Linked DNA regions of Homo sapiens: region 2 is linked to region 1. The links are chromatin contacts, found by Hi-C or POLR2A ChIA-PET in ENCODE. All regions are on one chromosome and are shown on one strand. The core of a region is the stretch at or near the end of the contact, and the rest is flanking DNA. Distances in the headings are between cores, read along the strand shown. Region 1 overlaps NPC1 (NPC intracellular cholesterol transporter 1). Region 2 holds the start of RMC1 (regulator of MON1-CCZ1).

Region 1 (7,425 bases), core at 3,332-5,831:
CAGAAATGATCCCCCAGCATTGACCAACATACAACATTTAATTATAATGACAAAGTAAAAAGGTAACAAAAAAATTCCATAGAAAAAAGGTCTCATTCACAAAAGCAACAAAAAATAAGGCACTTAGGAATCCAAAAGATGTGACATACAAGGCAACCTGACTGAATGGAGAGAGGTCATTTTGTCCAGAAACAGAAGCCTGCATGTATGGAAAGTGGATGTGTAACACGTGTGTCATTACAAATCATTGAGAGAAAAGGTGGGCTAGTTGATAAATGAGATGAGAAAATAGATTATATTTATCTAATTTTAATTTTTACAGAAAATAAAAAAATCAATTGTGTAGATTAAAAATCCCAATTGGAAAGTTTTAGAAGTAAATATGGAAAGATTTCTAGACAGGAGAGGAAAAGCAGAAACCATAAGAAAAATATTTATGAATATAAACAACTGTTATCTAGAGCAGACAGCGAAATGCAAATTTGAACAGTAAACTACCATTTCACACCTCATCAGCTTGGCACAAATTAAAAAGTTGGTCAATTTCAACTGTGGGTGAAAATGTGAAGCAATAGGAATACTAATGTACTCCACCACTTACAACCATAATTTGGTACAATCGTTTCAAAACTACTTGAAAAACAACTTTGCAGTACGTAGTAAGTTGAAGCTAACCCTCCTCCCAGAAATTTCACTTATAGATGCCTGCCTTAGAGAAACTCTAAATGCATATAAACCTGGAGACCCATATAAGAACACCCACTGTAACACTATTGTGATTGTGAAAAATTGAAGACCTCAAGAACGAGAAGACAAGACACAGACTGGGAGAAAGTATTTGCAAAAGACATGTTAGTAAGGACTGTTATTCAAAATATACAAATAACTCCTAAAACTCAATAAGAAAGCAAACAGCCCAATTGAAAAATGGACAAAACAACCTGAACAGATACCTCACCAAAGAAGGCATACAGTGGTAAATAAGTACATGAGAAGAGATGCTCAACATTATGTCATTAGAGAATTACAAATTAAAACAACGAGATACCACTACACATCTATTAGAATGGCAAAAATTCAAGACGCTTTCAACACCAAATGCTGGCAATGAGCTCTCATTCATTGATGGTGGGAGTACAAAACGGTACAGCCACCTTGGAAGATAATTTAGCGGTTTCTTACAAAACTAATCATACTCCTTGGTATTTACCCAAATGAGTTAAAAATGTGTCTACCCCAAAACCTGCACGTGGATATTTGTAGCAGCTTTGTCCATAAGTGCCAAAACTTGTAAGCCACCAAGATTTCTCTCAGTAGGTGAATGGGTAAATAAACTGCTACATCCACACAGTGGAATATTATTTGGTGCTAAAAAGCCATGAAAATTCAGTGCTATCAAGCCATGAAAGTACATGGATGAACCTTAAATCCTATTACTAAGCAAAGCCAATCTGAAAAGACTACTCACTATGATTCCACTATATGACGTTCTACAAAAGGCAAAACCGTGGAGACAGTAAAAAGTCAGTGATTGCCATGGGTTAGGAGAGAGGAAGGCATAAGTAGAGCACAGAAGATTTTTAGGTGGTGAAAATACTCTATATGATACTATAATGGTGGTTACATGTTTATATGACATTTTGAAACAAAAGTACTACATACTTAAAACAAGTACACAAACATGCATGGGAAGGATAAACATCAAATTCAGGATTGTGTTTACCTTAGGGAAGGGGCTACTGTCAGGGAGGGGTAATTGGGGAGCTTCAACTGAATCTATAGAGTGTGTGTGTGTGTGTAAGTATTTTATTTTTTGGAAGAGACGGGCCTCACTGTGTTGGTGAGGCTGGTCTTGAACTCCTGGCCTTAAGTGATCCTCCTGCCTCGGCCTGCCAAAGTGTTGGGACTGTAGGTGTGAGCCACCACACCTGGCCTATAGTGCATTATTATTTTTATTTAGTTTTTAAATTATGCCATAGCCAGTTGTTCTGAATAGTGCAGTACTACAAAACAGAGTCAAGGTCTCATGCTGTCACCCAGGCTGGAATACAGTGATGCAATCATGGCTCACTGCAGCCTCAACCTCCTAGGTTCAAGTAGTCCCCCTGGGTAGTTGGAACCACAGGCATATGCTACCACACCTAGCTAATTAAAAACAAATTTTTTTTTGTAGAGATAGGGTCTTGCTTTTTTGCCCAGGCTGGCCTCAAACTCCTGGCCTCAGGAGATCTTCCCACAGTGCTGGGATTACAGGTGTGAGTCACTGCACCTGGCCGAGTCCATTATTTTTTTAATGTTGAGGCAAATGTTGTGAAATGGTATGACTGATAGTTAACTGGGTAATGAGGAAATGAGAATTGTATTATTCTCCATGTGTTTTGTATGCTTGAAACATAAAATAAAACCTGAAAACCAAATGGTGAGCTGGAAGATACGAGGGAATTACTCAGAAAACAGCATACAGATACAAAGACCTATAAATCATTAAAGAAATGACATATAACATGAGAAGCTCCAGAGAGTTGGGGAGAGACAATAATAATCAAAGGGATAATGAGGATTTTCCAGAGTGGATAAGGGATGAACCCTGAGAACTTAGAGAAAATTCAGCATACAAAAATCAGTTGTATTTCTGTACACTTGCAATGGACAATCTCAAAGTGAAAATAAAACAATTCCATTTACTTTAGTATGGGAAATACTTAGGAGTAACTATAACAGAAGGCAAAACACTTTAAAGAACAGCCGGGTGCAGTGGCTCACACCTGTAATCCAAGCACTTTGGAAGGCCGAGGCAGGCAGATCACAAGGTCAAGAGATTGAGATCATCCTGGCCAACATGGTGAAACCCCATCTCTACTAAAAATATAAAAATTAGCTGGGCGTGGTGGCGCTCGCTTGTAATGCCAGCTACTTGGGAGGCTGAGGCATGAGAATCACTTGAACCTGGGACGCGGTGGTTGCAGGAGCTGAAATTGTGCCACTGCACTCCAGCCTGGCTGACAGAGCGAGACTCCATCTCAAAAAAAGAAAAACAGAAAAAACACACTAAAGAACATTATTCAGCGAAATTAACGAGGATCTAAATAAATGGAAAGACATTCCATGTTTATCAATCAAAAGACTTAATATTGTTTAGATATCAGTATTCTCCAAATTGTTTTATAGATTCAGGGCAATCTCTGTTATAATCCCAACTGACTTCTTTGTGGAAATTGACAAGCTGATTCTGAAATTCACATAGAAGTTTGAGGGACTTAGAATAGTAAAACAACCCTGAAAAAAGAACAAAATAGGAAGACTCACACTTCTCAGTTTCAAAACTAAGCAATGGAAATCAAGACAGTGGTACTGGAATAAAGATAGACATATAGATCAATGGAATATAACTGAGAATAAATAATATATCTATGGTCAACTGATTTTTGACAAGGGTGCCAGGGCCATTCAATGAGAAAAGAATACTCTTCATCAAATGGTGCTGCAATAACTGGATACACACATGCAAAAATAAATAAATAATAATGAAATTGGGCCCTACTTCACACCATATGTTAAAGAAATTAACTCAAAGTGGATCGAAGACCTAAATGTAAGAGCTAAAAACTATAAAACAATAAAACATAGGGATTAATTTGCATGGCCTCATATTTGGCACTTGATTCTTAAATATGACACCAAAAACAAGAGCAATAACAGAAGAAAAGATTAATTGGACTTCATTAAAATAAAAAAGTTTGTATTTCAGAGGACGCCATCAAGAAAAGACAAGAAGGCCGGGCACAGTGACTCACACCTGTTATCCCAGCAGTTCGGGTGGCTGAGGCAGGAGGATTGCTTGAGCCCGGGAGTTCAAGACCAGCCTGGGTGACAAAGTGAGACCCTGTGTCTACAAAAAATAATTAGCCAGGCATGGTGGCATGTACCTGTGGTCCCAGCCACATGGTTATCTGAGGCAGGAAGATTGCTTGAGCCTAAGGAGGCTGCACTAAGTACCTCGCACTCCAGCCTGGGTGACAGAGTGAGACTCTGTCTCAAAAAAAAGGACAAGAATATATTTGCAAATTGTATATTTGATAAGGGACTTGTATCTAGAATACATAAAGAACTCTTGGCCGGGCGCTGTGGCTCATGCCTGTAATCCCAGCACTTTGGGGGGCCAAGGCGGGTGGATCACCTGAGGTCAGGAGTTCGAGACCAGCCTGGCCAACATGGTGAAACCCTGTCTCTACTAAAATAGAAAAATTAGCCAGGTGTGGTGATGTGCGCCTGTAATCCCAGCTACTCAGGAGGCTGAGGCAGGAGAATTGCTTCAGCCTGGGAAGTGGAGGTTGCAGTGAGCTGAGATCACACCATTGGACTCCAGCCTGAGGGACAGAGACTCCATCTCCAAAAAAAAAAAAAAAAAACTCTTACTACTCAATGATAAATAAATAACCCAATTTAAAATGGCAAAAGATCTGAATAGAGTAGACATTTCTCTAAGGAAGATATACAAATGACCAACAAGCACATGAGAGATGCTCAATACTATGAGTCATCAGGGAAATACAAATCAAAACCACAATGAGATACCACTTCACACCCACCAGGATGGCTAGAATCAAAGTCACATAACAAGAAGTGTTGACAAGGCTGTGGAAAATAGGAACCTTTATTAAAAAGAAATCCAAAAACCAAAAACAGCTGGGCACAGTGGCTCATGCCTATAATCCAGCACTTCGGACGGCCAAGGCAGGTGGATCACCTTAGCTCAGGAGTTTGAGACCAGCCTGGGCAGCATGGTGAAACTCCATCTCTACAAAAACTTAGCTGGGTATGGTGGTGCACATCTGTAGTCCCAGCTACTTGAGAGGCTGAAGTGGGAGGATCACTTGAGCCTGAGGGGCAGAGGTTGCCAGTGAGCTGAGATCACACCACTGCACTCCAATCTGTGTGACAGAGTGAGACCCCACTTTGGAAAACAGTTTGGCAGTTCCTGAAACAAACATAGAACTACCATATGACCCATCAGTTCCACTCACAAGACGAAAGTATAGGTCAACACAAAAACTTATACACAAATGCTTCTAGCAGCATTACTGATAATAGCCAAACTGTGGAAACAACTCAGATATTTATCACCTGATATATGGATAAACAAAACATATGTCCTTGCAATGAAATGTTGTTCGGCCGTAAAAAGAAATGAAGTATTGATACATGCCACAATATGCATGAACCTTGAGAACATTATGCTAAATGAAAGAAGCCGGTCATGAAAGACCACATATTATATGATTGGATTTATGTGAACTGTCTGAAATAGTCAGATAAATAGAGACAGTTCAGTGGTTGCTTAGGGCTTAGGGAAGTAGGGAGGTAGTTGTGCATAGCTAGAATACAGGATTTCTTTTGAGGTGATGAAAATGTTATAAAATTGACTATGGTGATAGTTGCATATATCTATGAATATGCTAAACTCCATTAAATTATATAGTTTAAGGGGGTAAATTGTAAATTACATGTAATTATATTGTAAATTATATAGCGCCACCACACCTGGCTAATTTTTTTTTATTTTTTTATTTTTTGTAGAGACGGGGTTTTGCCATATTGCCCAGGCTGGTCTGGACCTCCTGAGCTCTGGCAGTCCACCCACCAGGGCCTCCCAAATTACTGGGATTAAAGGTGTGCATAACCACCCCTGGCCCAAAGACAAATATCTTAAAAGCAAATAGAGACAAGACACAAATCACCTTAAGACAATGATAATTGGAGATTTTCTTACCAGCCATGATAGAGCCTGGAAGGCAATGGAATAATCTGTTGAGAATTCTGAGGGAGATGACTGTCACCCTAGTTAACCTGTCTTTCCAGAACAAGGGTAAAACAAAATGAATGTGTAAGCATCTCCTTGAAGATTAGGGAAAGAAGATCCTGGGAAGTTTCTAGCAAGCAGAGACTGGTAAATGAGAATCGACAGTACAGGACCCATTCCAGCTATTTTCTTAGGTGTAATACACTGATACTATCCTTATATAATGTGTTGTGTGTATGTGTAAGAAAATAAAATCCAAAAAGATAACAGTATTAGGGGTTTTTTTTGTTTTTTTTTTTTGTTTTTTTGTGATGGAGTCTTGCTCTGTCACCCACGCTGGAGTGCAGTGGCGCAATCTTGGCTCACTTCAAGCTCTGCCTCCCGGGTTCATGCCATTCTCCCGCCTCAGCCTCCCGAGTAGCTGGGACTACAGGCGTCCGCCACCACGCCCGGCTAATTTTTTGTATTTTCAGTAGAGATGGGGTTTCACTGTGTTAGCCAGGTTGGTCTCCATCTCCTGACCTGGTGGTCCGCCCACCTCGGCCTCCCAGAGTGCTGGAATTACAGGTGTGAGCCACCGTGCCCGGCCAACAGTATTAGGTTTATTGACACGTGACCTCTGCTCTAAAACCAGTTTTCCAAGTAAGTTCCATAATTCTCTGGCTGTGTAGCTTCCTGCGGCAGAGGTTTTCTGGAACCAGCTTTGTTAACTGAAGAAGTACTGAGGCTCTTAGCTGCGTCTTCCTGGGCCTTGGTATACTCTTCTATATAGTGGGGATTTGACTTCTCCAAGCTGTTGTGAGAGCTATGAGATAACGTGTGCCTTTCCCTTTCCTGTCTGTTTTTTACTTTTAAGTTACTTGGAATCGGGCCTCCATATTATTTGCAGGGTGATAAGCCAATTTAAAGGGAATCTCTGTTCGTGCCCTTAGTTAGTGTTTGCTGTCCAGCATTCCAGCATGGTGCATATGGAGTTCGTGTTTCCCTTCAAGAGGCCTTTTGTAAGATCTTGCCTCGTGAATTACAGCAAGCATCTTGTCTCCTTTTTCCTTTGGGTTTCCTCTTCTAGCAATGTACAATGCCTGCCGGGATGTGGAGGCCCCCTCAAGTAATGACAAGGCCCTGGGACTCCTGTGTGGGAAGGACGCTGACGCCTGTAATGCCACCAACTGGATTGAATACATGTTCAATAAGGACAATGGACAGGCACCTTTTACCATCACTCCTGTGTTTTCAGGTAGGTATAAAGATTCCAAGTTTGGTGTGTTTATGATATTGTTTTAAAGCCAAGGAACTGGCTGGGCACAGTGGCTCACCAGTGCTTGGGGAGACTGAGGCAAGAGAATTGCTTAAGACCAGGAGTTCCAGACCAGCCTGGGCAATGTAGTGAGGCCCCATCTCTATGAAAGAATTAAACATTAGCCAGGTGTGGTGGCATGCATCTGTAGTCCCAGCTACTTGGGAGGCTGAGGCAGGAGGATTGCGTGGGTCCAGGAGTTCAAGGCTGCAGTGAGTTACGATCATCCCATTGTACTCCAACCTTGGTGAGGGCAAAGCCCTGTCTCTCCATGAATGAATGAATGAATCTTAGTTGAGGAAGCATAATCTACAATAGGAAGATAAAC
Region 2 (7,425 bases), core at 2,239-4,738, 60 kb after region 1:
TGCACTTCACTTCTCCTTTGTCATCCATTCTTTAAGAAGAAAGATTGTGTTAGTAGTTAAATAACCGAATTCTAGCTACTACCATTTATTGAAAAGGCAAAAGACACAATCTATATTCAGGAGGCAGCAAATTCTAGTCTAAAATTAAAATTATGTTTCGGAAGCCATCAGTAGGACCTCTTTTCAAACTACCAAATCCAACTGGAAAGAACTTGCTGGGAAACTTACAGTATTATGGGTAACAAGTGATTGAAGAATTCAGATCACACACACATATCACCTGAGAATTGTTCCAACATAAATAACTATAGACCCGCTCAGGAGCCTTCTCCGTAACTGCTGTTTCTCTCTCACAGCAAAGCTTCTGGAAAGAACTATCTACTTGTGCATCTCACAGCACATTCATTATGCAACCCAGATGGCTCCACTACAGTGTCTCATGACCGCCTCAGACAGATGTTAAAAAGTGAACTCAGCTGGGCACAGCGGCCTACACCTGTAATCCCAGCACTGTGAGAGGATGAAGCAGGAGGATCACAGGAATTCGAGACCAGCCTCAGCAACACAGTGAGACCCCGTCTCTATTCCAATACATACATTTTTTAAATTAAAAATTCATTTAAAAAAAAAAAACTCAAGGGATGGATTACAGAAGGGCCCAAGGAAACTTTTCGGGGTCTGAACATGTTCATTGCCTTGATTGTGGTGATGGTTTCATGGGTGTATACATGTCAAAACTCACATATTGCATAATATTAAGTGTGTACAGTTTATTATGTGTCAACTATGCCTCAATAAAGCTGCTTTTAAAAATCTTTTTTTTTTTTTTTTTGAGACGGAGTCTTGCTCTGTTGCCCAGGCTACAGTGCAGTGGCATGATCTCGGCTCACTGCAACCTCTGCCTCTCGGGTTCACGTGATTCTCCTGCCTCAGCGTTCCGAGTAGCTGGGATTACAGGCACGTGCCACCACACCTGGCTAATTTTTGTATTTTTAGTAGAGACAGGGTTTCACCATGCTGGCCAGGCTGGTCTCGAACTCCTGATCTCAAGTGATCCACCCGCCTCGGCCTCCCAAAGTGCTGGGATTACAGGCATGAGCCACCGCGCCCAGTCTAAAAACTCTTTTTAAGTTAAATTCAGTACCTTCCCCCCACCCACAAACTTCTTAGAGCCCCCAATCTAGATTATCACGGGCTCACTCGTTTTCCACACCCAACCGACCCCCGGGTCTTACGAGAGACCCATCTTCCTAAGTATCCCTTGATTGCCTATGCAATGCCACTCTACACCACCAGAGCGCTGCTCTTCACCACACATGGCTCGCTGATTGCTACTCTCCATAGCATCCCTAACTCTGACAGGCTCCCAACTAAGCCAGCCTCCGTGCTGTGAACAGCATGATCTTGCCAAACACTGACATGATCATCCCACACCCCACCTGATAAGTTTCAATAAGAAGATAAAGCTCTAATTTCATAGGAGAATATGTAAGGTTCAAGCTGGCCCCTGCCAGTGGCCACACCACCACCATTTCCCCTTCCCTGTGGAGACACCCTATGTAACCTTCAGTTACACAGACCCAGAGTTCCCCAAAACACCATGCTCGAACCCCATCCATACTTTAAAACCTTGCTCAGGCCGGGTGCAGCGGCTCATGCCTGTAATCCTAGCACTGTGGGAGTCTGAGGCGGGCGGATCGTTTTGAGGTCAGGAGTTCGAAACCAGCCTGGCCAACACGGTGAAACCCCATCTCTACTAAAAATACAAAAAAAATTAGCCGGGCGTGGTGGTGGGCGCCTCTAATCCCAGCTACTTGGGAAGCTGAAGCAGGAGAATCACTTGAACCTGGGAGGCGGAGGTTGCAGTCAGCCAAGATCGCACCACTGCACTCCACCCTGGGGAACAGAGGGAGGCTCCCTCTCAAAAAAGGACAGTTTCTCATTAACACAGACCAACAGTAAAATTTTTTAAGTCACTACTGAATTGAGGGCCTACATTATACTTTCACCTTCTGTAAGCACCAGTGTTACAGTGGCCAGATAGCTTATCATCCAAATCGAGACACTTCTGAAAGTGAAAGGCCCTGCTGTTGATCATTAAACCTGTTCAACAGTGCGAACTGGGACTATGCAGTCACCTTAAGTATAGTGGAAGCCATGATTTTCTTGTATTATTACATGAGAAACAATGAATCTCCTCCACCTGCCACTCTGGAAAGACCTGGGCTAAAGAAATGAACGCCCTCCTCTGTGAACAAACCAGAAATGGGCACATCATCACGCTGACTTGTTAATTTCCAGTGCTAGGAAGTGGCTGCCCCACTTTTGAAGTATTTGGCTCCCAAATCAACTGCTCCAGATATTCCACTCTGACAAGAGGTGCTAGTAAGTGCCACGAAGACCCTCCCTACAGACAGGAATTCCATGTGCGCACACAGACTTCAGGCCTCTTAGGGCAGACCAAATGACAAAATTATAAAAAACCATTTGAATTAGAAAAACATCATTCTGTTTACATGACAAAATGATCTGAAAGTGTCTATACCATTACCTAAATGAGATGGGATTCCTATCATCTGGGCCTTTAACTACCACGCCAGTAGCTCCACCAGATCGAACAGCAAAAACCTGAGAGGGAAAAGCAGCAAGGTTAACAGCCTGAACTCTGAAAGGATCTAAACTCAGAAGCCAACCCGCAAGCGATTATTTCTGTTATACACCACCCTGGGTTCAACTAAAGTAACACGGCACATATCAAGGTACAGATGTTTGGCTGCTCAGGTGAATTTTAAAAACCAAGAGCAGAGAGCGAAAAGGATGCCACCGTGACACCGGGTCGGGTTCCCGAGGCTCCAAGTTCTAACACCGGTTCGCGCATCGGCGCCGCTGATACGCCTGAAGTACAGTCTTTTCCCCCTTTACAAAATTTCAAGGAAAATGAAAATCTCGACGTCTAAACCCTTGACTACGAGTGTAACTAATGACAAACACAACAAAAGAAGCCTAGATAAGACGGGCGCGCCAACAATTGAGACACTGGCCACGGGGCCACTGCATCCGCGCAGCTGGCTCGGGGGTCCAGCCCCGAGGTCACCTGCGAGGACACCTGGCCGCGGCTGAGCCCACCCAACAAGGAAGGAGCGCGCGCCGCCTCCCGCGCTGGGACGGGACGGGACAGGACAGGAGGGGACGCTCGGGCCTGGTCGCGCGGGACCGGCCTTGGCGCGCCCACGACCCCGGCAGGGCCGCGCGGGGGAGGAAGCGCGGGCGCGCCGGACCTGCTTGTTGGCCTCATCGAAGAAGACGCAGTTGACAGGGTTCGCCTTCTCGAACTGCACCGGCCGCTCGCACAGCTCCAGATAGTAGTCCTCCTCGCCCATGGCGGGCGCCGCGCCCGCGGCGGGGGCCCCGGGGGCGGTCGCCAGAGTGGAGCAGGATGCGCGGTGGAGCCCGGCCCGGACTGTAGCGGCGGCTGCGGCTGCGGCTCTGGGCCCGGCGCGGACGCCGCTTCCTGGTGCCACGCCCCCACCCCGCCCACCACGTGACCCGCGGCCCTCTGCGCTTAAACGGGCAGCGTCTGGCTGCGGTGGGGCCCACCGGCCTTAACCACGCCCCGCCCGGCGCTGGAGGCTCCTCCCCTCTCCCCGAGGGCGGTCGGAACGCGGCGGCGTGACCCGGAAGCCCGCGTGGTTCCCCGCGGACCGAGGGCGGCGTAGCCGCCAACCCTACCCTGCTGCGAGTTCCTGTGCCCGGCTCGGTCGCCCCTGCCCCAACCTGTACCCCCGCGTGGGACCGCTCCCGGTCTAGGAAAGGCTCCTCCTTGCTTTCGGGAGGATTTCCCAAGTGCCTCCCGCGCCAGAGTTCCAGCCTCTGGGAGCTTCGTCAGGGAGAAGGGGCTGAAGGCTCACTGAGCAGGTGTAGGGGCGCCAGAGACCGTCTCCAGTCCCCTCAGCGCTTCTGCGGGCTCTTCCGCTGGAGCCAGAAACCGAATTGACAAGAGGCAGATAAACAAAAGAAAAGCATACACACTTTATTAGTTTTTCATGGGGACCTTCAAAAGAGAGTGAGGTCTGAAGAAGTGGCCACAGCAAGATGCTTTTATACTTTTTAGACAAAGAATGATGCATTTGAGAAGAAAGCACAAAAGGCATCTGGCTGGGGCGATACATTTCTAAGAGAGTCACTAGGAGAAATATTGGGGAGGGTGTAAAATTAGTGGAAGGTAAGTGTTACTTGGGAAGTTCATTTATTCAGGTCCATTGCAGCCCCAACTCCCAGTCTCTGGTGATAAGGGCTATTTTCTGACCCGGGTACAGAGAGGGTGCCACTCCCAGAGGAATCTTTACTGCTTATTCCCTGTAGGAAACGACAGGTCATCTAGCCCTTTCTGAAACTACAATTTCTCCGGTGTTTTTAGCTCAAAATAATATACCAATTTTTGGACATATTTTGGGATAGCACATCCTTCACTCCTTGCTAGTAACAGGGAAACCTAATATAGATTGTGGGTCAGCAAGCCTTTTTACTTGATAAGAAACATGAAATTTACCATGTTAGCCCCTCTTTTTTTGTTTGTTTCAGAGACAGAGTGTCTCTGTGCCCAGGCTGGAGAGCAGTGATGCGAACACGGCTCACTGCAGTCTCAACCTCCCATCTCAGCCTCACAAGTAGCTGGGACCACGGGTGCATGCCACCACACCTGGCTCATTTTTTTATTATTATGCTTTGTAGAGACAGCGTTCTCTGTTGCCCAGGCTGGTCTCAGACTCCTGGCCTCAAGTGATTCTCTCGCTGACCGTGCTCAGCCCCCATGTTAACCCTTTATTTTTATTGTTTATTTTATTTTATTTTGAGACGGAATTTCGTTCTTGTTGCCCAGGCTGGAGTGCAATGGCCCTGTCTCGGTTCACTGCAACCTCCACCTCCCGGGTTCAAGCGATTCTCCCGCATCAGCCTCCCAAGTAGCTGGGATTACAGGCACCTGCCACCATGCCCAGCTAATTTTTTTGTGTGTATTTTTAGCAGAGACCGGGTTTCACCATGTTGGCCAGGCTGGTCTCCAACTCCTAACCTCAGGTGATCTGCCCACCTTGGCCTCCCACAGTGATGAGATTACAGGCATGAGCCACCGCGCCCGGCCCCGTGTTAACCCTTTTTGAGGTGTTCAGTAGTATCAGGCATATTCACATTATTGTGAAATACGTTTCCAGAAACTTTTTATCTTGCAAATCTGATTCTGTCCCTAAATTTGACTACTCTAAGTATCTCATATAAGTGGATTTTATAGTATTTGTCCATTAGTGTCTGGCTTCTTTTGCTTAGCAAAATATCCTCAAGGTTCATCCATGTAGCATGTGTCAGGATTTCCTTCCTTCATTAAGGCCGAAAAAGATTCCATTTTATGTATATAGCACATTTTGTTTATCCATTCGTCTGTTGATGGGCATGTGGGTTGTTCCCACCTTTGGCTGTTGTGAATAAAGCTATGCAAATATCTGTTCAATATTCTGTTTTTAATTCTTTTGGGTCTATACCCAAAAGTTGGATTACTGGATCATATGGTAGTTCTATTTCTCAGAGAGCTATTTTTGAGTGGCTTTGATGTCTGAGCCCAGGAGTTTGGTTTGGAGCATGTGAATCCAAGGAGAAATGACATCTAGGCAGATGGATATATTGGTCTGAAACTCATCAGAGGAGTGACAAGACTGGAAATGTAAGACTTCTACACTCAGCCTCACCCACCCAGGCCCATGTCACACATGGAAAAACCGATAACTCCAGAACCCTGCTCTCCAGCCACACAGTGCCATCCCTGCAGCTGGCTTGTTTAGCTGCTCCCTGTGACTCTTCCTCAACATCACCAGTTTGCCCTGTCATTGTTCTGTCCTCTCTACCCAAGTCTATCTGCCCTCTCCTCTCTTCCCTTCCCTCCTCATCAGCTTTGATTTCATTTCTCTGCATTCCAGTTATTTTTTGCCATTACCTTCAACATCCTTGCTGCACTGTTCTTGTCTGGCAGAGCCTCAGTCCTGGATGAACTCAGCCACCTGCTTTCCCAGTACCTACTGCTGGAGGGGTCACACAACAGGACAGAGGGCACTGCGGGAAATTCAAATGGGCCCTCAGCCCTGCCTGGCTGTCCCAGTCATTGTCTCTCCTGTTCTCTGCAAGGATATTTTCAGGCCTTCTTCACACTCCTCAGACTGTCTCGCCCCTATTTCCATGAACATCGAGGACTTCAGATGGAAACTGGGCTTCATACCAGTTGTGCAGCGCACCACGGCTGTCCTTCTAGAAAACGGTCCATCCTGCCCAAGGCCAAACCCTGTTTTTATTTATTTATTTATTTATTTATTTGATGGAGTTTTGCTCTTGTTCCTCTTGTTGCCCAGGCTGGAGTGCAGTGGCACAATCTTGGCTCACTGCAACCTCTACCTCTCGGTTCAAGTGATTCTCCTGCCTCAGCCTCCCGAGTAGCTGGGATTACAGGCATGCGCCACCACACCCGGCTAATTTTGTATTTTCAGTAGAGACAGGGTTTCTCCATGTTGGTCAGGCTGGTCTCGAACTCCCAACCTCAGGTGATCCACCCCCCTTGGCCTCCCAAAGTGCTGAGATTACAGGCATGAGCCACCGCGCCTAGCCCAAACCCTCTTTATTTTTATTTTTTCACAAATACCACAGTGACTTACCAGCACTTCTTTGAATTCCATCTTTCGGCTGGGTGCAGTGGCTCATGCCTGTAATCCTAGCACTTTGGGAAGCTGAGGCAGGTGGATCACCTGAGGTCAAGAGTTCGAGACCAGCCTGGCCAACATGGTGAAACCCCGTCTCTACTAAAAATACAAAAAAATTAGCCGGCTGTGGTGGTGAGTGCTGGTAATCCCAGCTACTTGGGAGGCTGAGGCAGGAGAATCGCTTGAACCCGGGAGTTGCAGGTTGCAGTGAGCCAAGATCGTGCCATTGCACTCCAGCCTGGGCAACAAGTGGAACAAGAGCGAAACTCCATCTCAAAAATAAATAAATACATACATACATACAGGGTTTGGCCTGTTTATATAAACAGGAGGCAGAAGTTGCAATGAGCAGAGATCACATCACTGCACTCCAGCCTGGGTGACAGAGCGAGACTCTGTCTCAAAAAAAAAAAAATTTAAAAAATTTAAAAAATGAATTCCATATTTCACCTTCTCAAAAAAACCTACAGTATTGACCATCCCGTTTCTCTCATATAGGCAACCTCTCCTCACTCCTGCTCCTAGAAGCAGCCTTTATATTTGCTCATCTCTCCCATCATAAAAACAAAACAAAAACAGAACTGAAAACACAGAGGACTTCCCTAAACACACGTCCCTGTCTGGCTATCACTGCCTTCCTCTACTTCACAGTGAACAGGAGTCAGTCTTGACCCATCCCCACTCCGAC

What was found. A loop is a pair of places that touch in the nucleus more often than their neighbours do. ChIA-PET counts read pairs that join two places held with the same protein, here RNA polymerase II (POLR2A). Pooled maps may share reads with other maps.
Region 2: a map of left cardiac atrium shows a loop between it and region 1 (3-fold over the local background). The contact joins the promoter of RMC1 here to the enhancer-like site in region 1. A Hi-C loop is called at or near these places in 6 of 168 maps with a recorded cell type or tissue (HepG2, Ramos, body of pancreas and 3 more), 1 of 37 single-sample maps with no recorded cell type and 4 of 50 pooled maps. POLR2A ChIA-PET finds 5 or more read pairs at or near these places in 10 of 52 experiments (AG04450, CD4-positive, alpha-beta T cell, CD4-positive, alpha-beta memory T cell and 7 more).

What each region holds. Positions count from the first base shown.
Region 1 is chr18:23,560,972-23,568,396 of GRCh38, reverse strand. NPC1 (NPC intracellular cholesterol transporter 1) reads left to right here. Exons shown (of 25, transcript NM_000271.5): 5 at 6,870-7,037. Among named protein-coding and RNA genes, the nearest start is that of NPC1, 22 kb to the left of the region's middle. Within about 2 kb of position 4,581, at least 2 of the 41 ENCODE cell types and tissues checked have a DNase peak (open chromatin) inside an H3K27ac peak, as active enhancers do.
Region 2 is chr18:23,499,574-23,506,998 of GRCh38, reverse strand. It overlaps RMC1 (regulator of MON1-CCZ1), which reads right to left and starts at 3,488. Exons shown (of 20, transcript NM_013326.5): 1 at 3,279-3,488; 2 at 2,552-2,628; 3 at 1-29. The coding sequence starts at 3,380. It also overlaps a transcript of NPC1 not described here. RefSeq lists enhancers at 1,028-1,531, 2,777-2,876 and a silencer at 3,127-3,776.